4 separate regions of the Homo sapiens genome follow, and regions 2, 3 and 4 are each linked to region 1. Evidence: chromatin contacts called from ENCODE Hi-C or POLR2A ChIA-PET data. All regions are on one chromosome and are shown on one strand. The core of a region is the stretch at or near the end of the contact, and the rest is flanking DNA. Distances in the headings are between cores, read along the strand shown. Region 1 holds the start of TPP2 (tripeptidyl peptidase 2). Region 2 has its middle 330 kb from the start of DAOA. Region 3 has its middle 480 kb from the start of DAOA. Region 4 holds the start of GGACT (gamma-glutamylamine cyclotransferase).

Region 1 (5,727 bases), core at 1,631-4,130:
AAACCTGACCAGTCCAGCTCTTACTGGCCAATGCTGCCCCAATCCCTGCCCCATCCCCCCAATAATCCTTGTCAATCTCTGCAAGAGTGACAGTTTGCAAGACTATATCATTTAACACAAACTTAGGCACCTGGTAGGTGCCTGAATATCTGCTGAGGAAATATGAAATCACTTACGTAACTACTACTCTTCTCATGCCACCCATCCTCCACTTGATCATGCCCACAGACCTGTCACAAAAGAATTGGGCCCAAGGAAGTCACCAAAGACTGAGACAACCCACTGTGTTCTTCCACGTTTTCACTTGTGCCTCTAGTCCTTTATTCAGACCCCACCCGGCTTTCCAAACTGCCAGTTCAGCCTCATCTTCCTCCTATTTCATTCTTTCCTTCCTTTTTCTTTCTATCCATCCTCTAATCTTAATGATGTACACATATATCTACAAAATAAATCTGTTAAAGGTACAGGAAAAAAAAATCCTCACGTTTGCAAGCCACCGTACCCAATTTCTTTTAACTGGCTATGTTTAGGCCAATATCTGAGTCAAGGTTGTTAAAAGAGAAGACTTATGCTTTCATTTTATTTCAATATTTTATCATCTGAATATTTATTACATGCAAATATCTAACATATATTTACCCTCCAAATAGTTGGTGATGAAAGATCCAGCATAAACTTCTATTCACTTATGGTGGGAGCTAAATATTGAGTACACATGGACACAAAGACGGGAACAACAGATACTGGGGATCCCAAAGGGAAGGGGTGGAAATAAGACTGAAACACTACCTACTGGGTACCACGCTCACTACCTGGGTGACAGGATCAATCACACCCCAAACCTTAACATCAGGCAATACCCCCATGTAACAAACCTGTACTTCTACCTTCTGAATCTAAAATAAAAGTTGAAATTATATATACAAAAAAGAATAAATATCATTGCCAAAATAGTTTAATATTTTTCTTGAGCATTTAAAAAAGTCACATGTAATTAGCCAGTCCTCTTATAATCAATTTTCACAACAAGGCTGTGGGGTGAAAATTATTGTTACTTTAGAGAGAGTAACAGAATAATGTGAGAAACAGATCTGGAAATTCTACCAACAAATTCTACCAAGCAGCACTTCTCCAAACTTTTCTGACCCTCTTATTATCCTGACAAAAGAACCGGTGAACCACTTATCCCAGCTGTTTTCCTCCCACTCATCCTATAAAAAGTAAACACACTCCACAGCTGAATGAAAAGCATTATTACTTTGTAATAAAGCCCCAAATGAGTTGATAGCTGTCATTGTTCTAAGTCTTTAAGTTATTAATACAACGACAACTATATAACTCCAGTTACCGGGAGGGAATTCAGTACCTGATCCTCTTCTGATTCACAAAAGATGTGCTGTACTCCAGAGTGGTGCTGAAGAACACACACCAGGAATCAAGATTCCCAGGGGTTTCTAAGCAGATTCGGCCAGACTCCCCCTCGTTACTTCCAAAATGCTACCTCAATAATCAGAAAGCACGATAAAGGATCCAGAAGGGAAGGGACATTGTGGGGAGGAGGATGAGTGTTTAGTGTAGAAAGGAGGATAAGATAGCCAGGGGCTGATCAACGAGAGATCAGCATACAGTAGGATTAGTCAGGGATGCTGGGAGATGGATCTTGAATAACGGTGAAATTTTATTACTGGATTTCAGTAAAGGGTTAAAAGTACAAAAGTTAAACTTTAAAGACTTTAAACAGAATGCTTTTAACGAGAGACAACATACTTTCAAAAAAACTACCTTCTGGTATGATACCTTGAATCTACAGATTTTAAAGTTGCCTAAGGCAAAAAACTAAGTAATTTTTAAAAACCGTCGTATGTTTTCAGGTTTAAAAAAAAAAAAGTCGCATATTTTCATAAGGTCTGAGAAGCTCGCCAAAACCAAACCTAACTGAATTCTCCTTATGTAAACGAAGACTAAGCCACAAGATTCAATGACCCTAAGCAAACACGCTGCAGAAGACCGTTTAAAAATAGAATACACAAAACTACCACAGGAAACAATTCCGGAAGAGGACTGGGTTATCTTCTGGAAACCCAGCTTTCGTGCTTAAAGACAAACTATTCTTCCCCAAACCAAATCTCCCGATCCCTAAACATTAAGTTCTCACATGTCAGTTGCCTATCTGGTGTCTCCACCCCACCCCAATGATAAAAGCTGTAAAATTCTCTTTAAAAACGTCAGGCTGGGACCGGTGTCCGAGGCACGAGGGGTAGGCAGAGGAAGGCGGCGTGGAGGGAAGGAGCCTGGGGGGTCCGGCCTGGCAGCGCCGAAGCGAGAAGGAAGGGGAGTCCCTGGGGCCAAAGGGGGACCCAGGCTTCCCCAGGCAGCCGCGCCGGGCACGCTGCTTTTGTTGAGCTGGGGGGACCACGGCCCAACCTGGGGTCCGGGCCCTCGCCCGCCCAGCGACCCTGGCACTGTGCGCCGTTGAGTCCCCTTGGCGGGCGCCCGTCCCTCCCGCGCCTGGCTCTGACCTCTGCCCACCCCGGTGCTGCCCACCCCGGCCCGGACTCGGCCGCAGAGCGGGGCTTTGGCCTGCCGGGCTCCGAGACTGTGTCCCCACCCGCGTCCCCGGCCGCCCGCGCCCCCGCGCCCGGGCCCTCGGGGGCCGCCTCACCTGCATGCCCGGAGCCCCCGGGTCGACCCCCGTGTCCAGGACTGCGATGAGCACCCCCCGCCCATCATACTCCGGGTAGCGGCAGAGGAAGGAGGCGGCTCCGGTCTCCTTCTTCGGCAGGAGACCGTGAAAAGGGAAGGGCTCCTCAGTCGCAGCGGTGGCCATGGACGCAGGATGGAGGACGAGGAAGCGGCAAACTGCCAGGCTGCGCGCGGACTAGCAGCGCGAGGACACCCGTGCGGCCTCGGGCCGGAGGCGGGGGCGAGGGGCGGGGTCGGCCCGTCTTCCACCAATCCCGGCCTGCCAGGGAGCGGTGGCCAATCACGTGCTGCTACGTAAGCCAACGGCGCCGCTCTCAGGAGCTAGGCCCGAGTATTGCCCGGGCTGCAGTGAAGGGGGAGGAGTCTGAGGACATTACTGGAGGGTTCGGATCTCGAACCTGGGGCCTTGAAGAGGCCCGCGCTTGGGGTTTTTAGGCAACAGCAGGCCTCCAAGCAGAGTCCTGGTGTCCCGGACCGAATCACTCCCCGAGAGACGGGCAAGGAGATGGACCGCCAGCCAGGAATAATGGGAACCCTTCGCTTGGCAAACGATAGTTTCCAAACTTAAGGTTGTGGATGAAACTTTTTGGTGCGGCTGCTGCAGGAGCCCCAGCCCCGGGGTGCTGCTGACCCGAGGCAAGGGAGCCGGCGCACTCACGCTTAGCCGCTAAGGAGTCTGCGGTGTCGGCGAAAGCTCCGGACATGATTTTGGAAGGTCGTAGGTTAAGGGGTGTAGACTTTGGGTTCCCCTGTGTTGTTATGCCCCTTTGATGGGGGTGAGGTGGTGAGGGGGAGCAATAGGGTGGAGACAGGCAATAGTTTCAGTCAACAGGAAGTGGGTTGTTGGTCATTCCGTCGCCTTTGTAGCCAGTAACAAAGCACGAGACTGAAATGGGCCCCTCCTATCCTCTGCTGATCCTTAGCTTCCGGGATTTCTGAAAAACATCTTTTTTTTTCCTCTTACACTGAAGTTTCTGATTGCTCCTTACGGCTGTCCACTCAATTATAGAGCCATAATTTTCAGTTTTCCAGATTCACAGTGCCTGCCGTCAGTTGCTGCAAGCTGCATAGTGGTCCTCTAATGATCTTTATGTCTATGCTCATGCCAGGGTAATCTTAGCCTTTTATTGTGCCGAAGACCCCTTTGGCAATCTGGTGAGGCCTATTTCTCAAGCAGTGTTTTAAAATGCATACAATGAAATAGATAGGATTACCCAGGAAATAAATTATGTTTAAATGCAGTTATCAAAAATACTAAAGGCAATTTTGTTATATAGCAGGAGCTTTACGTGTGTGTGTATAGTTACAGGTGTACTTCTTTTGCATTAAATAACAGGAGCTAGGGCCAAGGCTAATAAACTACCATAACTTCAAAATAGTGAAGAATATAATTATTTGGAGATAGCGGTGAAAACTGCACTACGATGAACTGATTTTTATTGGTGACATAACAGCATAACTACCCTGGTTTTTGCCTACATTCATACTTGATGTGAAAAAAATTAAGAGGTTTGTATCTTTTTTCTACGGAAGTTTTTGAACCCCTTGGATTCTGTCTATGGACACCAAGTTAAGAATACCTGGTATAAAGGAAAGCCTTATGCATGCGGTTTCCAACCCACAGAATTTCAGAGATCCTCCATTAAGTCTCAAAAATTATTCTTATGGCTGTGCAATGGTTTCAGCTGATTCCTTGATCATTTATTCAGTCCATAAGTCTTACACAAGCATGTTCTCTTTAGTGCAGAGGAAAAAGAAAAGTTGAATGTTTTTCTTCTTATTCCCAACTGTTTACATTACCTCTAGAAAAGAATTTCAAATTAACACAGACGAAAACAGAATAACAAACTCGCAGAAGACATTCAGTATAGAGCTTATAGTGATAGAACAGAATGGCTCCCAGTTTCAAGTGAACCATAGTCCAATCACTTCATTTTATAGATGAAGAAACAAAGTTAACTGACTGTCATGGATTACAAAACAGGTTGATGAAAACACGGGATTTGTCTTCTCACAATCTCTCCCCAGTATGTTCTACCACACCATGTGCATGACTTTGCCAGAGTATCACCCAATGAATAAATGGGGAATGAACAGTTTATTATGAAACCTAGGTGGCAGACTTTTTATTAGACTGCCGTAACAATGTTCTTTAGATTTTTCTTTTCCTTTCCTTTTCTTTTTCTTTTTTGACACAGAGTCTCACTCTGTGGCCCAGGCTGGAGTGCAATGTCACAATCTCGGGTAACTGTAACCTCCGCCTCCCGGGTTCAAGCAGTTCTCCTGCCTCAGCCTCCCGAGTAGCTGGGATTACAGGTGCATGCCACCACACCTGGCTAGTTTTTGTATTTTTAGTAGAGACGGGGTTTCGCCATGTTGGCCAGGCTGGTCTTGAACTCCTGACCTTAGGGGATCCACCCACCTCGGCCTCCCAAGGTGCTCAGATTACAGGCATCAGCCACTGCACCCGGCCAGATTTTTCTTTTTTTGCTTACATATCCCATAAACATGTTTTTAAAAAAGTTATGTATCCCTTTGTACAGCTGTAAAATGAAGTCTAAATTTGTCACAATTTTTTTTTTTTTTTTTGAGATGGAGTTTTGCTCTTCTTGCCCAGGCTGGAGTGCAATGGCGGGATCTCGGCTCACTGCAACCTCCACCTCCCGGGGTTCAAGTGATTCTCCTGCCTCAGCCTCCCAAGTAGCTGGGATTACAGGCATGTGCCACCACACCCAGCTAATGTTTGTATTTTTTTAAATAGATACGGGGTTTCTCCATGTTGATGTCAGACTGGTCTCGAACTCCCGACCTCAGGTGATCCACCCGCCTCGGCCCCCCAAAGTGCTGGCATTACAAGCGTGAATCACTGCGCCCGGCCTATCATAAATTTTAAAAATTATAAAGGATGTAATTTCTGGCATAGTATAAATATCGTCATTATTTAATGAAACTTTCACGTTTCTCATGTAAATATACCCAGTTGAGTGTAACTCTGATAGCTACCATCAACTATTTATAAAATAT
Region 2 (5,727 bases), core at 2,358-4,857, 2.5 Mb before region 1:
TTCTCACTTGTCTCCTGTCTCCAAGGTTATCAGCACATCTGTAAAAGCTCTTCAATATGGCCCAACATTCTTTTCAGTCTAATAGCTCATTGTTTCTAAGTATGAAATGGAAACTACTGCCTGAAAACACTATCTTTTCATGTATATAGCACTCTGGGTTTTAAAATATTTCCTTCCTTTTGGCTTATTCGGTTTCCCCTATCTCAACCACACATACCATTCCATTTCTGCCCATTTCCCACCCCAAAACTTCTTTAAAAAACATGTCTCATAACATCTTTCAACTCCATGAAATACTACATAGAGTAGTATAATGAACAAATATATTCCAATTATTCAGCTTCTGCAATCATCAAATCATGGGAAGTTTTTGTTTCCTCTAAATCCCTGCCAATTTCTCTTTGACTCAGAATTGTTTTTAACAATCCCAGACAACGTAATATTTCATCTCCAAACATAGGAAAGCCAGTCCCTAAAATACAAAACTCACATGAAACATAACCACAATATCATTATACCTAAACATTAGCAATAATTTTTTTCATATCATAAATAATAGTGCTGAAATTTCTTAGCCTTAGTACTTTTATTCAAATAAATATGCAAAGTCCATATATTGTAATTGTTTAGTGTTCCATAACTATATTTTAGGTCCCCCATCCTAGTCTTTTTGTTTTCCATGAATTTTGTATTTTGAAGAATCAGATTGTTTGTCCTGTAGAGTTTTCAGAGTCTGCATTTTACTGATTGAAGCCCTGCCATGTCACTTAACAGTTTCAGCTGTTCCCTATATTTTTTGTAAATTGGTTGATGAAAAATGGCTTGTCTTCTAGTTTATTTTGGTTTTGGTAAAAAAATTCTTCACATGTAATAATGTTGTGTACTCATATTTAAAGAACATAACATCAGTTTCTCTTCCTTCCTTCCTTCCTTCTTTCCTTCCCTCCCTCCCTCCCTCCTTTCTTTCTTTCTCTCTCTCTTTCTCTCCTTCCTTCCTCCTTTCTTTCTTTTCTTTTCCTTCTTTTCTTTCTTTTCTTTCTTTCTCAATCTCACCCTGTCATCCAGGCTGAAGTACAGTGGCACAAATGTAGCTCACTGCAAACTCAACCTCCTGGGCTCAAGCAATATTTCTGCCTCAGCCTCCTGAGTAGCTAAGACTACAGGTGTGTGCCTGGCTTTTTTTTTTTTTTTTCTTCTTCTTCTTCTTCTTTAACGTTTTGTAGAGATGAGGTTTTACTATGTTGCCCAGGTTGGTAAATTCCTTAGCTCAGGCGATCTTCCCACCTCAGCCTTCCAAAATGCTGGATTTACAAGCATGAGCCACTGCATCCTACTCAATATCAGTTTATTTTTATGAGCTCACCAGTCATGGATGAAAACTGACTCCTGGAGAAGGGGTTAAAAAGAGAATGCAAGATGAATGTTTGACTCCTTCCTTTTCTTCTATAAGTTTTCAGAATAATGCCTTTTTTTTTCCCTAAGAGTCCTGATCCTAGGTACCAGTAGTGCTCATTCCTTTTGAGTGGGTCAGTGTTTCTAGTCATTTTCTGTGGGCCGGATGAGGGTATCTTTATTTTTTTTTTAATAAGAGATGCCATTCATCTGATTTTTATTGATAATACAGGTGTTCTCTTAAAATTTTTTCTCTCTTAATTATGTATTTATTTCTCTCATGTCAAAATTCCAGTTCCCAGTAACACAGACATTTGTTTTCATCTAAATACATACACAGTAGTCTCTGTGTGAGAATACCAGACATTGGAAGAGAGTCACTTACTGATCAGGGAGTCCTGAGCAGATCTTACCAAGGAGAGATATAAACTTCTATAGTGTAAGCTTTTGAGCTTACACTATACAATTTTGGGATTGGGAGTTAGTTATCTGTTAAAACAGTTAACAGCTTCTTTAATACATAAAGTATCTAATGCTTTTGCCGTACCCTGCTTAAAAGTTTGTAATATCAATCGGTACTGTGAATAAATTACTTACCATTCTGCATTGCAATGGATATCATGACTTGAATAGCAATAGATACATGTATTGAGATCTGTGTGAAGGGTCAAATACAAGGAAGGATTTTGTAGTACTGGACTAGAAAATATTTTATCCTAAGTGGAAACAGAACATATGGGCATGTAAGCAGCTTGAGCATGTACTTCAATTCCCTGGTAAGAAATCTCCTCTTGAAAATTTGAGTCAGATAGTCTGAAGTGTTCTGCTGGAATGAAATCAATATATGAAATTTAAAATGTTGGAGTAATCTGCACTTAGGTAACCATGCAGTGCAGTGACTTCATGGGTGCCTTCAGATTAGAACAATATAAAATTTGAGGAGCAAAAGTGCAAACATTTGAGAAATGCTCATAGTTAAGTGGTGATTGCTGAGGAGATTTAAAAGAAAGAAATACAAAATTAATCATAGAAGAAAGAAGATAATATAGTGCCAAAAAACCCACAAGAGAAATAGTTTAAGAAGTGAATAATACATTAAATAAGACAGAGAAATCAGCAATACAAGACAACTGAATTTAAAACTTAACAGATTATTTGTGACCTGACCACTGAGTAAAAATACTCAGTAAAGTGGTTGGAATGGAAACAGTATTGTTTCTCAAGGGTACAATAAAAGACAATGACTTGGAGAGGTGACTGCAAAACAGAGTGACAAGATTCTAAGTAGAGCCATAAGACTCACTGTGAAAACAAATGTCCTGCTCTATTTGGTTCTAAAATTCATTATCTGCAAAAGTTCTACAATGCTGAGGGGCCATATTTTGTTTGTATGTTTCAACTCATACTTTACCTCTGCTGCCTCACAATAGCCTGCAAAAATAGCCACTGCCCCACAATACCTTGGAAGTAGGAACTGCGCCTCACGCAGGCCGCCTACAGGACAGGGAAGCAGCTGGAGACCCATGAGATGGCTGAACCAAACAGAATCCAGACCGGGCTTGCTTTGGAAATGTGGGGCAAGAAATACCAATTAAATAAGGCAGTGAGTGGTGGGAACTAAACTAAAATGCCATCTGGTAGGTCATGGATGGAGAGAACCACGGGGCTATCGATAAGCCAAAGCTGCAAGCTGTCAGTGACTCTGTGAAGAAACCGAAAGTCAATGCGTGCAGCGAGAAGAGGGTGATTGAGGAAGTGCTGCAGCATGGCTATGGGCGATAGAAAGACTGCAGCTCTTGACTCAAGCACGGAGGGAGGAGGTGGTTTTGAAACAGCCTCGGATGCTGACAGATTGCCTTCTGTAGCTCTAAGTCCTTAAAATAACCCAACTCGGTGGCTGTGTGTGGTTTTGTTTGTTTTGTTTGACCCAAATAGCTTGGAAGACTCAGACATCTTCTGTAGTCTCGGTTCTAGCAGTGCCAGAGCTAGATGAACCTGGTAGTTTAAATTTTCAAAGGGTTGGTAAACGATGTATGGTAAGCAGGAAAGAAAGGATAATGAGCACAGTAAGAGGAACTAGGGGAAAGGTACTTTGGTGAGGCTGAAACTGCTTCAGTTCCCGCTCTGCCTCTCTCTCTCATGAATCACTATGACCTGAATAGGGAGAAAACGAACGCACATGTTGGAAATCAGGTTGAGCGGATTTCACGTCATTTCCACATAGCACCCTATCCAGTGAGAGGAAATTATCTGCCTCTTTGTGAAAGTGACAGGGATGTGCAGGCACAGTGCAATTCCTTGGGGAAGTGAGGGCAGTGTCTGCATATAGTTATCAAGCAAGAAATTGTTGAGTGTTGCGATTGCAAAGAAAAGAACAGAATTGAGAACACCCGAGTCTTTATCGATCAAGCCCCAGAATAGCAATCATGACAGGGCAGGTTATGAGTTTAGCCAGCTGTGTGAGGTAACAAGGCCTCCTACAGCTCTTCTTTTGGGAGCTTCAGTTGAGTGATAAGTCATCCTCTCTCTAGAGTAAGGCAGTAGCAGGAAACAGCTGTATGCCAATTGTAAATTCTCCCACATTTCAGTGGAGATGTAGTCCAGGTCTTACTTGCCCCTGTGGATTATCTAAGGCAACTAAAATCAATTGATGAAATTTCCTTCCCACTGGGTTAATTTTCTGGAGCTGAAAACAGCCTTCTGAAAACCAGGAATCGATTCTGTGAAGCTCTTATAAATAGGAGAGTTAATAATTTGGTAAAAGTTTCCTCTTCTTATAAAAGATATTTTCTCCTCTCTCTCTGTTTTTTTTTTTTGAGACAGAGTCTTGCTGTGTCACCCAGACTGGAGTGCAGTGGTGCGATCTCGGCTCACTGCCAGCTCTGCCTCCCGGGTTCACGCCATTCTCCTGCCTCAGCCTCCCGAGTAGCTGGGACCACAGGCGCCCGCCACCACGCCCGGCTAAGTTTTTGTATTTTTAGTAGAGACAGGGTTTCACCGTGTTAGCCAGGATGGTCTCTGTCTCCTGACCTCGTGATCCGCCCTCCTCGGCTTCCCAAAGTGCTGGGATTACAGGCATGAGCCACTGCGCCTGGCCCATAAAGGATATTTTCTCTACCTCTAAGAAACTCCATGCCTAAAACATATGAAACATCAAAAAACATCCTGGATGATATCAGAGAGAAAGAGCATCAGCAAGTGTTTGCTGGCATTAGCAGGTACTATGCTAATATATAGGCCATGGTATATGTAAAGCAAAAATAAAAGAAAGAAAAAAAGAAAGCTGATTACACAAGACCAGTATGTCCTGATGATTGCAGTTGTGTTAGGAAATCTTTTAGTTAATTCTAACATCCTTTGTTTTCTTATCTTTAGCATTTGTACTTCTGTTTTGGTGGTCATTGCAGAATTACTTTGGTATTCACTAATCACTATTAATTCATATGCAAGTAGCCATTTAAATATGTTTCCCTTTGGAATGAATATTAGCTACTATGGTTAATAAATAAAAGTAATTTTGGGGAGTTCTCTGGGACTAGGAAATTATGTAGCCTTTTACATAATTAATCTTTAAGTTCCATTGGTTGCAAGTAATGATGATCGTCTTTTGACAATTTATTGTATAGGTGTAACAAGAATTTTAGTTTTGGGAAATTCTACCCCACAAGAGATTCTTTTGAATATTCTTTCTGTAGAGTTCCAAGTAATGAAAAGAAAAACTACTGTTTATTGAACATCCATTCCATAATCTGTCTTTAAATATAGTTGTCTTTCAATGCAAATAATAAGTTTTTCTTATACATGTTTTTCAGATAATATGTAAAATATTTTTCACATTCATTCAAGGTATTTTAAGCACCAAATGACATTACTTATGGACCATTCTATTCTTCTGTTGTGTTTAATCTCAAAATAATAAGATAAGCAACTATAAATTAGTGAATACTTGCCATGACACATAGACTTTGCATATTGTAGCTTATTTAGTAGATAATAAAAATTATTTTGCATATAAAGAAACTGAGACTAGTAGAAGATAAGTAGCTTGATCAAAATCTAAGATCTCTGTCCTGCATATTCTAGTTTTGCCTCTTTGGCTCTCCTTTCTAATCTTTTTCTCCCTGTTCTGTGGCCCAGAAAGCTACCTCTATGGGTCATGTAAACTCAGCTCTTTTGTATTCTGTTTCCTGATTGGCGTCAGCCAATAGACAGCACCAACAGTCATCAGATGGTAGGAAGAGAGAGAGCAGCAAGGGTATTTATTCCTCTGCCTTCTTTCTTAACAATGCACGTTTTGGCTTTGGCTGCGTTCCTTTTAAAAGGCACAACTTCTGC
Region 3 (5,727 bases), core at 2,240-4,739, 2.4 Mb before region 1:
TTTCCTGACTGCACATTTCTCCCAGATGAGTTCTAGTGCCTTACACAAAGCGTGGCTTTAATTGTCTTCTTTTATAACAACAATCTTTCTTTGTTTCTATTGGAAAACACCTGGTGAATGGCTAATCCCACCCTATCCTTGCCACATTTCTGTTTCGCACTTATGTTTCCCAGAACAAATCCCAAACCTATCTGCTGTATTTGCTGGAAATACTGACACAGTGCAATGTCATCTTAGTTCATATGCACTCACCATTTTATCCCACTAATTGGAAGCAAGACCATATACTTCTACAATATACTTCTATTACTTATTTCCAGGCAACTTTAAGTTAACACAATAATAATTATAAATTAATTCTAACAATAAAATATACTACTAACAATAAAACTGGCAATATATAAAATATATAACTAACAATAAAATATAATAGTAACAATGTAAATATAACAAAAATAGTATTTATGTTATTGCCTCTACTTAATTGTTCTGTTATGGATGATTTCCTGAACTACGCCATGACCCTCATTAATTTCCCATGGAACAATATTTTTACTTACTCATATAAATTCTCTTAGTTCATGCTTCCCTGCTATTGCTTTTGAACTTTTTATTTCACCACTAATTTTTGCACAACTGTGGCCAGTTGTAACTCTCATTGCTATCTTTTTTTAAAGGCATTCAAATTACTGTTACATCATTTTCTACACTACATTTTTCTATTTGTCCTTGTTTCTGGTTTACTTCTAAATGATGCCACCTTATCATAAGAAGCCCAGTGTGTTACTAAATGTTATAGATCAAATCAGATTTATATTAAATATAAGAAAAGCGGGCCGGGCGTGGTGGCTCATGCCTGTAATCCCAGTACTTTGGGAGGCTAAGGCGGGCGGATCACGAGGTTAGGAGATCGAGACCATCCTGGCTAACACGGTGAAACCCCATCTCTACTAAAAAAATAATGATAATAATAATTAGCCGGGCATGGTGGTGGGCGCCTGTAGTCCCAGCTACTCAGGAGGCTGAGGCAGGAGAATGGCGTGAACCAAGAAGGCAGAGCTTGCAGTGAGCTGAGATCTTACTACTGCACTCCAGCCTGGCCGACAGAGTGAGACTCCGTCTCAAAAAAAAAAAAAAAAAAATAAAGAAAAGCTAACCGAAGTATTGGGAGATTTGTCCAAGTATATAGAACTTGTATGGGACAAATCTGGATCTAGAATTCAAACTTACAGTTTTCTTTACCAACATGTATTATACATCTGTCTACCTATCTAAATAATGAATATACTGTTATGAAAATAATCCAGAGTCATAATGAAAATATGGCTTTAAAATTAACTTTTGAATAAAGTTATTGCAGTCAGACATATATATGAATATGTATTTTGAAGAAAGTTTGTTCTTGAACTACCAGAAAACTTGTCAAAGACAAGCATCCACACTGCTATTACAATTTAATACCTGAATTAACACAAAATACAGTTATTTGTCATTTCTTTTACTATCCTTACAAAATTATTACTTGAGTTTGATTTGTCCATTATTTTTTTTTTTACATTTCCCAGATAATCTACAGTTGGGTTAAAAAAAAGATAGCTTTTATTTTTTTAAAAAAATCTAACATAAAAAAGAAAATGTCTGTAAATCATTTGCATTATTAATGTACTCCCCAATTTCTACCTGCTTACCATTGCAGAAATTCATTTTATAAAAAATGATATTAGTAACTCATTAAGTGGTTAAATGAAGCTGAACTCACTCAATTAACTGAAAATGGTCACACTGGTTGGTTGTAAATATATAAGAATAAAGCATAGGATCTATACAGCGATAAATTCATAAAAACTAAATGGCTTAAAGCATTGTCAAATATTTTTCTAGTCATATATATGAATTGAAATTCTGCAGAAATGCAGTCTTTTCCACTACTACACATTAATTTTAAGTAGACTGGTTGCAACTCAATTTTATGACTTCATACATGAGAATTAGGATAGTTTGAGAATATTTTATTTCTAAAAAACTTAGAACATTTATTATTATTAAAGGATATAGTAAATCACCTTATTATCTAAAATGCTGCTTTCTATAGTGGGTAGAAGAAGTTCTGCAATAGAAATTAGAAAATGATAAATGTAGTATATTATTTGTAGTATATAGTTTATTCTGTAAATATGGGTATGTCAATTAGTTTCTTTATTTCTAAACTCAAAAGTGAGGGTTTCATATTAGAAATGACCAAATACATTTGAAAGTACTTCAGAAGTAAAAATTATTTTGTATATATAACACTGTGTGTTATTTTGAAGCAGATAAGTTAATGCTTCAATATTACCACAGAACATGAAAATGAATTATTTTCTAAGTAGAGGAAAACAAATTATTACTGGCCTGGAAATCTCTGGGTAATAGCAATAAGTCTCTAAGGAGCATTAACTTCTAAATTGTCATTTTTGTGATTTGGAAATGAAACCATTTCAATTGCTGAAGTGCTAAGCACTATGGATTTGAAAAATTGTCTATGAACCAGAAGTATTACCTAAATTTTTAGCACTGTCTTTGGACTCGATTGGGTTAATTTTTACACTCAAAGGCAAAGGACATAATATGCAAATGGAATAGAGTTTCAGCCATACTAGACATTTGATCACTTTGTTACTGTTTCAGAGTGTAAGTTTCCTGATTCTCTGTATTATAAATTCTCTAAAGTGTGTCTTCAAGTTTCTTCATGCATCATGAGAGAATCTACTATTTGTACAAAAAGAAAGCTCTTAACTGATTTCTCTTAAAATATTCAATTAGGGGAGAAATGTTAATTACACTATAGCTACAAGTTGTTTTCCATATAGTTGTAGAGATAAGTCAAATGTTATTTCTCAATAAATTTTCACCTGTTGTAGAGGTTAAACTATAAAACGTCATCCAATTAATATTTACATAGATTTGTGTCTTCAAGAGTAATGCAATTCATTTTGCATTGATTGTTTTTGATAAGATAGGAAGTAGATTCATAAAGTAGTTTTCAAGAAGCACAATTATATATTGTCTTGTATGCTGATATCTCTATTAAAATTGTCACTATTACACTTGGGGAAGGCTTAGCTACTTTGTAAAGATGTTCCATAAACTCAGCAGCATATGTGCACTGACCAAGCATTTCCTGTACTGCACCCTCTGTTTCCTCTCTGCTTTTCTGCATCCCCAGGCTACTCTTCCAAATACAGGAAGTGGAATGTACTGCCAAAGCATGCTATATGATTATTATATGTTTCATATTTTACTTCCTCTAACTCCTCCTTTCAGTTTTCTCAATACGTATGAGAGATAGTTGAAGAGATAATGGAACTTCAGAGAAAGCTAACACAATAGTAACTACATGTGATTTTCCTCTTGTTTCCCCTGCTAAAATACACGTTTATGTTTCTTTGAAGCTTTCACATTGTTTAAGCCTTCTGCCCAACTTCATTTTCTCCCTGTGGCTAACCTCAATCTGTTTTCCTCTCTCTCCTGGCTGCCAGCCAGCTACTGAAACTGCAACAGGGCTATTTATAACTTATGGACTGCAAAAGTGAGTTTTTCATATGGCATAGGTACTTTTTTTCTTGTCATTAAGGCCATTATCTTAAAGGACTCCACGGCTATATTTGTAAACTAGATTTCTCATGAACAAAAAGTGAGTTTACATATTGTCAGACATTGGAACACAGTAAATCCTTAGGTAGTCTCAAAGTTGTTTGAGTTTTATCAAATTTCTCTATGTGGAATATTATATATTAAGTATATTCACTATAGACAGTGATGCTCGTTCAATGTTTGGATTAGAATAGATAGAAATATTTCCAACATGAATGACGTTTTTGATCTGAATAAAATCAACATCATAAAAAAATTCTCATTATTCTAGACAACTGAGTTCCAAGAATATGTACAAGCTTTGTGTCCCAAAGGGGAACACAAGACCTGAATCACATATCTTAAGAAAATAGAATCCCTTTAAGTCTCTTTAAAGAAGTCTTGAAAATGAGAGGCTGTGTGATTTAAAGGCACCTGCTTTGGGCTCCCATGGCAACCTGTATCTACATTGTATATGCAACATTTCTAACTGGAATCTAAGCATTAGTTCTCCTCCTTACTTGACTGGGTGCTTTTTAAATTTGTCTTGGCAAGGACCTGTTATGGTAAATAAAGCTTCACTGAAACACAGTCACACTTGTGTGTGTGCGTGTGTGTGTGTGTATTGTGTATGTCTGCTTCCCTGTTACAAAGACAGAATTAAGAGTTGTCAAGAGACATATAGCCCACAATGCCTAAAATATTTACTGCCTGGCCCTTCGGAAAAAAAGAAGTTTGCTAACTTCTTTTTCAGGATATTTATATGCTAAGAGGGTGAATGAATGTATGATCTGATATGTTCAGCAGAGATTCATTTTTTTTAGTCATTCATTTACATGTTTATTACTTCATACAGAATTATCTAGTGTCAGATAACCCTTGGTTCAAATTAGAACTCCACTATCATACTAGTCTTTGGAAAAATTACCTAAACACATTAAACCTTGGTTTGTTCGCCAGTAAAATGAATGTACAAGTTGTACCTGATTCATCCATCCACTCCATCAGTGAGATTTCATGAATGAATCAGTAGGCCTACACAACATTCTTAAGTTGAGGGAAATACTGCTTCAGTTACTTCTCATCTTATTAATCCTCTGTTTCTCCCAATTGTTCTTCTCATGCTTCTTTCTTCTTTTCTTAAAATACGTAAATGCCTATAAGCATGTCCCAAACCTACAATGTTCCCAGATGAAACTGTTTATTCAACAAGTATACATTGCAGGGACGGATGCTTGAGTGAATGAATGCCTTTAGTCTACTGCCCCATCACGTTGTGATGCTACATGGCTTTGGCTTAAATTGAAACCTGAGAAGCATAGAACAACCTGAATATGGTTGGACCTGAAATAGGATAGTGCCTGGACTACGATCAGTCTTCAAAAAGTTGTTTATGGAAAATGTGTCCTATGAAAAAATGATCCTTTAATGACTTTAAATGTTTTTCTTGTAGCATTATAGACTCATATTAACTTGTAACATGACTGAACAGAATCTAGTTTGAGGCACTAAATAGGATGAGACATCTGTTTGCAAAGAGTCCCTATGAAAGCAACACAAATTCTACTAAAATTGAAGCAAGAATAAACATCAAATATATGATGAAGATTGGGTAGAAGAATAGTGAAATCATTAATGCTTTATGAAAACTTTATGGGGACCATGCCACCAAAGAAATCAGCAATCTACAAATGGATAACTCATTATAGGAAGGGTCAAAATTAAACTGACGTCCTGAAGTCTACAGTGACAGACCATTCACATCAATTTGCCAGAAAAAAAATCATCTTGTTTGTCCCCTAACTGAATAGGACGAATGATTAATAGCAGAAACAAAGCCAATACCATAGATGTCTTACTTGCTTCAGCTTACACAATTATGACTAAAAAAATAAAATTGAGTAAATTTTCTGCTTCATGGGTCCCAAAATAATTGTGCTCAGATCAGCTGCAGACAAAAGCAGAGCTCTCAATGGAAATTTTAAATAAGTGAGATCAAGATTCTGAAGCATTTCTTCAAATAATTGTAACAGGAGATGAAATACGGCTTTACCAGTATAATCCCGAAGACAAAGCACAATCAAAGCAATGGCTACCAAGAGGTGGAAATGGGCC
Region 4 (5,727 bases), core at 910-3,409, 2.0 Mb after region 1:
ACGTTAAAGTTTGAGAAGCACCGAGGTACATCCTCAAAAGGCGATGGTTTTCAAACTTGAACTGGCATCACTCATTAGAATGTCCATCTCTGGGCCCCACCCCCAGACTTGCTGACACTGAGTTGACCCCCAGAGTCAGGACACCTCCAGTGTGGCTGGAGATTGTGCATTTCTAAATACCCAGGTGCTGCCAGTGCTGCTGGACTGGGACCACATTTCAAAAACTGCTCTTCAAACTGTGAGTTGTTTTCCAAGAAGTTAAACTGAAGGCTTCATCCCACAGAGCCTATTCTATGTTAGATTGGGCTTCCCCAGCCTTATCTGGGATGCAACTTAACACTTGTCTTGGCTAGGCACTGTGGCTCATACCTGTAATCCCATCGCTTTGGGAGGCCAAGGCGGGTGGATCGCCTGAGCTCAGGAGTTCAAGACCACCCTGGGCAACATGGTGAAATCCTGTCTCTACCAAAAAATACAAGAAACTAGCCGGGCGTGATGGTGGGTGCCTGAGGTCCCAGCTACTCAGAAGGCTGAGGTGGGAGGATCACTCGAGCCTGGGAAACAGGGGTTGCAATGAGCCAATAACATGCTACTGTACTCCAACCTAGGTGACAGAGTGAGAACCCATCTCAAAACAAACAAAAAATTCGTCTAGTCTGCGTCATCTTTAATTTTCCTTTATCAGAAGAATTATTTATCTATTTGTCTCACTTTCCTTTGCTGACATGATTTTCCCCCCTCAAAAAAGAGATGAAAGTGGAATCATTCTTTCGCTTCAAAAAGTTAAGAATTACTGCTGTCTTTAAAAATATTAATATGAGGCCGGGCGCGGTGGCTCACGCCTGTAATCCCAGCACTTTGGGAGGCCGAGGCAGGCGGATCACGAGGTCAGGAGATCGAGACCATCCTGGCTAAAATGGTGAAACCCCGTCTCTACTAAACATACAAAAAATTAGCCGGGCGTAGTGGCGGGCGCCTGTAGTCCCAGCTACTTGGGAGGCTGAGGCAGGAGAATGGCGTGAACCCGGGAGGCGGAGCTTGCAGTGAACCAGATCCCGCCACTGCACTCCAGCCTAGGCGACAGAGCGAGACTCCGTCTCAAAAAAAAAAAAAAAAAAAAAAAAAATATTAATATGAGCTAGACAAGGTTTTTTAATACATTTCAATTTAATTATGAAGTGTCCAAGACAAGAAAAAACTGTGAAAACCAACGACTTATGTACCTGATGGTTTAGATTTCTTTTGGAATTGTACATCTGTTCAAAATACAATTACATCTGCATTGTTGGAAACGTTTGGATAAAAACCAGTTTATATAAAGGTTTCAATCAGTCCACATCCATGAGAAAGTAGAAAGGGCAGGAAATGATTAAGGGGGATTATTGCTAATCTGATAAACACAGATTTGTGTCTTTCGGAGAGACAGAAGTGTCACTCTCTCCATAGCTGTACCATTCCTACCACCTGGCCCCCAAGTGGCATTGCTTTAACCCATTGTCTCTAGGGAAAATGTTCTCTTTCGATTTTGGTTCTCAGTCCTATAATTTCTGGGGCTTAAATTAGTCCTGGAGCTAGGGAAGAGGTGATGTCATCCTTCCATTGTCTCCTTCGGCCACAGTTTCATTTTAAGAGTATTGGTAAGTAAGTGGGCAGTGTGACTAGATGGCGGTCTGGACTCGGTATCAGGGCTGTGTGCATGCCCAGCTGGGGGGCCTTGGTGGTGTGTGATGTGATAGATACACACATGGTTGGCATCCCCAAGTGTGTCTGCGCTTGGGTTCATTTGTGTGTGCATGTGTGTCCATTTGATGTGGCGTGTCCCCAAGCTTGTGGAGTCGTCTGTGAGTCTGTTTTGTGGGGTGTGGCCCAGGTGTGTCAGGGTCCACCATGCAGTCGGGGCTTGAGCCTGAGTGCCCAGGTGTGTTAGGGTGGATGTGACTTCTGTGGGGCGTCCCCAGGTGTGTGAAGCTGGTTGCGCTGTGTCTGCGGCGGGGCGTCTCCGGCGGGCATCGGCGTGGGTGGGTCTGGCTGTTAGGCGGCCAGTTGTGCGAGCGGCCACGTGTGTGCGAGGGCGCCGCAGGGGCTGGCGGGCCTCGCGTTCCGCCTGCAGGGGGCGCCGCCGGGGGCGGCCTGGGAGCAGAGGCGCGGGCCCGGCCCTGCATTTCCGCCCTGGCCCTGCCCTCCCCGACAGCCCCGGCTGCCGGCAGGTGAGGCGCTGAGCCCGGGCGGGGGTCGGGGCTGCGCCTGCTCCGCCCCCCAGGCGGGGTGTCCTGGCGCCCGCGGGAACCTGGGGCGTCGCTCCCTGCGCGGCGTCCGGGTCGAGGCCGCAGCACTCGGCGTCCCCGCGGGTGAGGGAGGAGGCCTGGGGCGCCGCCGGCCGGCGAGGCCAGCCGGAGGGAGGGGACGGTGGACCCCGAAACGCGTCCTCCATTGCCCCGCGCGGGGGCCACGGGCGCGATTGCCAGAACGGGCAGAGGGCGGTAAAAGCCAGGAACCGCCTCACGCACGGGCGCTGCTTCCCTGTAAAGGAAGCGTGACAGCCCACACGCTGGCTTTCAGAGGACCTCAGCTGAACCGGGCTAACACTTCTCAGAAATTGTTTTTCATTTTAAAGATTTCCTGTTTGTAAGGAGACTAGAAGCTGCAAAAGAAATCTAAAAACGTCTCCTGGCACTTGTGAATTTCTGATCTAAGGTTTCTTTGGAGCCATTAGTGAAACTTCTGAAATTTTGAAGAAATTTACTGCCTTGATTATTAATTATGGTTATCATTGCTGTTTTACTCTGTGGGCCAAGGACAACGCCACAAGCTCAAAAGCAGACTTAAGTGTTTTTTGAACACAGCTTCTTAACTCCACGCTTAGTTGATTTAATATTTAAGTGATAAGAAAATGCAGTCGATTTCTGGCCCTTTTTATTGTTTGGGATGAAGTCTTGCCCTGTTGCCCAGGCTGGAGTGCAGTGGCGCGATCTCGGCTCACTGCAACCTCTGCCTTCCGGGTTCAAGCGATTCTCCTGCCTCAGTCTCCCGGGTAGCTGGGATTACAGGCGCCTGCTATCACGCCCAGCTTATTTTTGTGTTTTTAGTAGAGACAGGGTTTCACCATGTTGGCCAGGCTGGTCTCGAACTCCTGACCCCGTGATCCGCCCGCCTTGGCCTCCCAAAATGTTGGGATTACAGGCATGAGCCACTGCACCCGGGATTTGTGGCCTTTTTTAAAAGCAAGTTATTCGTTTTGCTAAATGTCCCAGGAGAAATGATTAATGAAAAACTAAAGGTGACCTATTTAAAGTGTAGGTCTTACACACACGTAGGTGTCCTTATGTACATTTACCTGTAAGTGAAGACTTTTCCCTGGCCTCATTCAATTTATTGAAATGCTCAGATGAAGAGCACCTGCAGTTTGCCCGTATTTTCCCAAAATGCCTTGTTTTCCTGAAACTATTCCCAGAAGAAGCCAGACTTCCCTGAATAAGCAGACCACTGTGTTCTAGCAGAGATTCGTATTGTAAAAGCTGAGTTTGCAAAGTTAAATTAATTTCTAATTGGTGGATTTTTGTACGGAAATACTTTGGGCTAGTTGATTTTACTAACCAGGCCCTAACTACTACTAGTTAGGAGAGGGTGGTTGTTTGTGGTGATCTGGATAGTAGGTAGCAGTAAGCAGAATAGAAGAGGGATTTTAAAATGATCTGTTCATTTCTCTCTTTACTAGTAAGATTTCCAATCTGTGTCCATTCTTGAAGTGAAGTCATTGGGAGGCTTTGTATCCACCTCGAGCCAGGGCCCTTACCAGTGATTAGGACACCAGCAGGCTGGTGTGGAAGTGTAGTGCAGCCATGCTTGAAGAGGGGACAGGACCCAAGGAAAGGTGACAGTAAGAGGACAGAAACACGAAATATTCGCAGCCCTCTTTAGAACATCCTCCATCTAGGCAAACTCTATTAGGAATTTTAAGAGTTCTCAATTAAACATGACTGCCCAGTGTCCTGCTGAACAGGAATTCATTCTTCAGTTGAAGCTCTATTGTCAGTAAAACTACTCAGGATAAGGCAGCCGTGTTTAGGCCGTGAGGACCTGCCCCTGGACTGCGGAGCTTGCTCCGTAAAAGGCATCGTGATACCCCCTTAAATGGATTTACAGAAAAGACTTAGCTATTGGAAGTCTCTGGGATTGTATGGCATCATGAGGTAACAGACCTGGTAAATAGCTAGAACGTAGCGAAGAATGAAACCAGAGGCAGTGTGCTGTTGGAACTGAGAGGTGAGTGCTCACTGGAGGGCCAGGAGAAGGTCACAGTTGGGGAGACCTTAAGCAGAGAACAGATTTTTATAGGCACAGGAATGGAAAGGGTGGCCAACACCATGAGCAAAAATAAGAAGCTGAAAATGACAGTGTGTTCAGACAAAGGTGAACAACTGGCGTGCTGAGGCTGGACTCCGCGAGAGGAGGGGTGGGGTCGGGGGTGGGGGTGCCTGGAAAGCAAGGCTCTCCAGTGATAACCTCTACATTTTGATCAAGGTTCTGATTTTGTTTGTTTGTTTGTTTTGCTTATTGGGAAAATTTTAAGCAAACATAAAAGCCCAGCAAAGTAGAATGAATTTCCATATATCCATCAAATGGACTTCACAAGTCTTGTTTGGCCATATCCACTTCATCTTTTTTTTTCTTTTTTTGGTTGTGGCTGAAGCAGTTTAAAGCAGTTTATTCCAGACAACATAACACTTCACCCCTAAATTGTTCAGTATGTTTCTCCAGAGAAAGGGCATTTGCTTGTGTAACCATAATACAATTATCACCTCCTGATGAAATTGACAATAATTCCTTAACATTTTCTAAAACCTAGTCCATGATCAGATTTCCCTGATCACCTCAAAAATGAACTTATTTTTACTGTTGGTTTGTTTGAATCCACATCCAGACAAGAATTTGTTGACTGTTACCTTTTTATTTTATTTTATTTTTTGAGACAGGAACCAGCTCTGCTGAGATCATGGCTCACTGTAACCTCGAACTCCTGGATTCAAGCCATCCTCCCACCTCAGCCTCCTGAGTAGTTGGGATTACAGGCATGTGCCACAATGCCCAGCTATTTTTTTTTTTTTTTTTTTTTTTTTTTTTTTTTGGTGGAGACAGGTATTGCCCAGGCTGGTCTTTTTTTTTTTTTTCCTTCCTGAGACGGAGTCTCACTCACTCTTGTCACCCAGGCTGGAGTGCAGTGGCACAATCTTGGCTCACTGCAACCTCCGCCTCCTGGGTTCAAGTGATTCTCATGCCTCAGCCTCCCAAGTAGCTGGGACTACAGGCGCATGCCACCACACCCAACTAATTTTTGTATTTTTAGTAGAGACGGGGTTTCACCATGTTGGCCACACTGGTCTGGAGCTCCTGAACTCAAGTGATCCACCTGCCTCTGCCTCCCAAAGTGCTGCGATTACAGCCGTGAGCCACCGTGCTCAGCTGTTGCCCCTTTCAATCTAGGGCAGGGGTGGCAGATGTCTCTGTGAAGAGCCAGATACCAGCTCTTTCAGGCTTTGCAGGCCCTATGGTCTCTGCCACAACTGCTCAGCTCTGCCATCGTCATGCAGAAGTAGCCAGGGGTGATAGTAAATGGATAAGCATGGCTGTGTTCCAATAATACTTAATTTCCAAAGCTTTTGTGTTTTAAAATCCACCCACAGGCTGGACTTACCCGCAGGCTGTGGTTTGCCGACCCAAGTCTAGAGC

The links. Hi-C counts contacts between places; a loop is a spot of excess contacts on that map. ChIA-PET counts read pairs that join two places held with the same protein, here RNA polymerase II (POLR2A). Pooled maps may share reads with other maps.
Region 2: a loop to region 1 is called in a pooled map, with 9 times the contacts of the local background. The contact joins the enhancer-like site here to the promoter of TPP2 in region 1. A Hi-C loop is called at or near these places in 2 of 37 single-sample maps with no recorded cell type and 10 of 50 pooled maps. POLR2A ChIA-PET finds 5 or more read pairs at or near these places in 2 of 52 experiments (CD4-positive, alpha-beta T cell and CD4-positive, alpha-beta memory T cell).
Region 3: a pooled map shows a loop between it and region 1 (21-fold over the local background). The contact joins the enhancer-like site here to the promoter of TPP2 in region 1. A Hi-C loop is called at or near these places in 1 of 168 maps with a recorded cell type or tissue (GM12878), 7 of 37 single-sample maps with no recorded cell type and 6 of 50 pooled maps.
Region 4: a map of naive thymus-derived CD4-positive, alpha-beta T cell shows a loop between it and region 1 (18-fold over the local background). The contact joins the promoter of GGACT here to the promoter of TPP2 in region 1. A Hi-C loop is called at or near these places in 2 of 168 maps with a recorded cell type or tissue (CD4-positive, alpha-beta memory T cell and naive thymus-derived CD4-positive, alpha-beta T cell) and 9 of 50 pooled maps. POLR2A ChIA-PET finds 5 or more read pairs at or near these places in 2 of 52 experiments (CD4-positive, alpha-beta T cell and PC-3).

Annotation. Positions count from the first base shown.
Region 1 is chr13:102,594,139-102,599,865 of GRCh38, reverse strand. TPP2 (tripeptidyl peptidase 2) reads right to left here and starts at 2,880. Exons shown (of 30, transcript NM_001330588.2): 1 at 2,663-2,880. The coding sequence starts at 2,827. It overlaps LOC107984588 (a long non-coding RNA gene), which reads left to right and starts at 2,924. Exons shown (of 2, transcript XR_001749984.3): 1 at 2,924-3,418; 2 at 5,465-5,727. RefSeq lists silencers at 2,367-2,656, 2,817-3,106 and enhancers at 3,177-3,236, 3,287-3,446.
Region 2 is chr13:105,137,376-105,143,102 of GRCh38, reverse strand. No RefSeq gene overlaps it. Among named protein-coding and RNA genes, the nearest start is that of DAOA, 330 kb to the left of the region's middle. RefSeq lists enhancers at 2,843-3,252, 3,303-3,512. Within about 2 kb of position 3,607, at least 22 of the 41 ENCODE cell types and tissues checked have a DNase peak (open chromatin) inside an H3K27ac peak, as active enhancers do; they include CD4-positive, alpha-beta T cell, where a contact is called at or near this core.
Region 3 is chr13:104,982,178-104,987,904 of GRCh38, reverse strand. No RefSeq gene overlaps it. Among named protein-coding and RNA genes, the nearest start is that of DAOA, 480 kb to the left of the region's middle. Within about 2 kb of position 3,489, at least 9 of the 41 ENCODE cell types and tissues checked have a DNase peak (open chromatin) inside an H3K27ac peak, as active enhancers do; they include GM12878, where a contact is called at or near this core.
Region 4 is chr13:100,585,221-100,590,947 of GRCh38, reverse strand. GGACT (gamma-glutamylamine cyclotransferase) reads left to right here and starts at 2,159. Exons shown (of 3, transcript NM_001195087.2): 1 at 2,159-2,207. RefSeq lists a silencer at 2,007-2,526.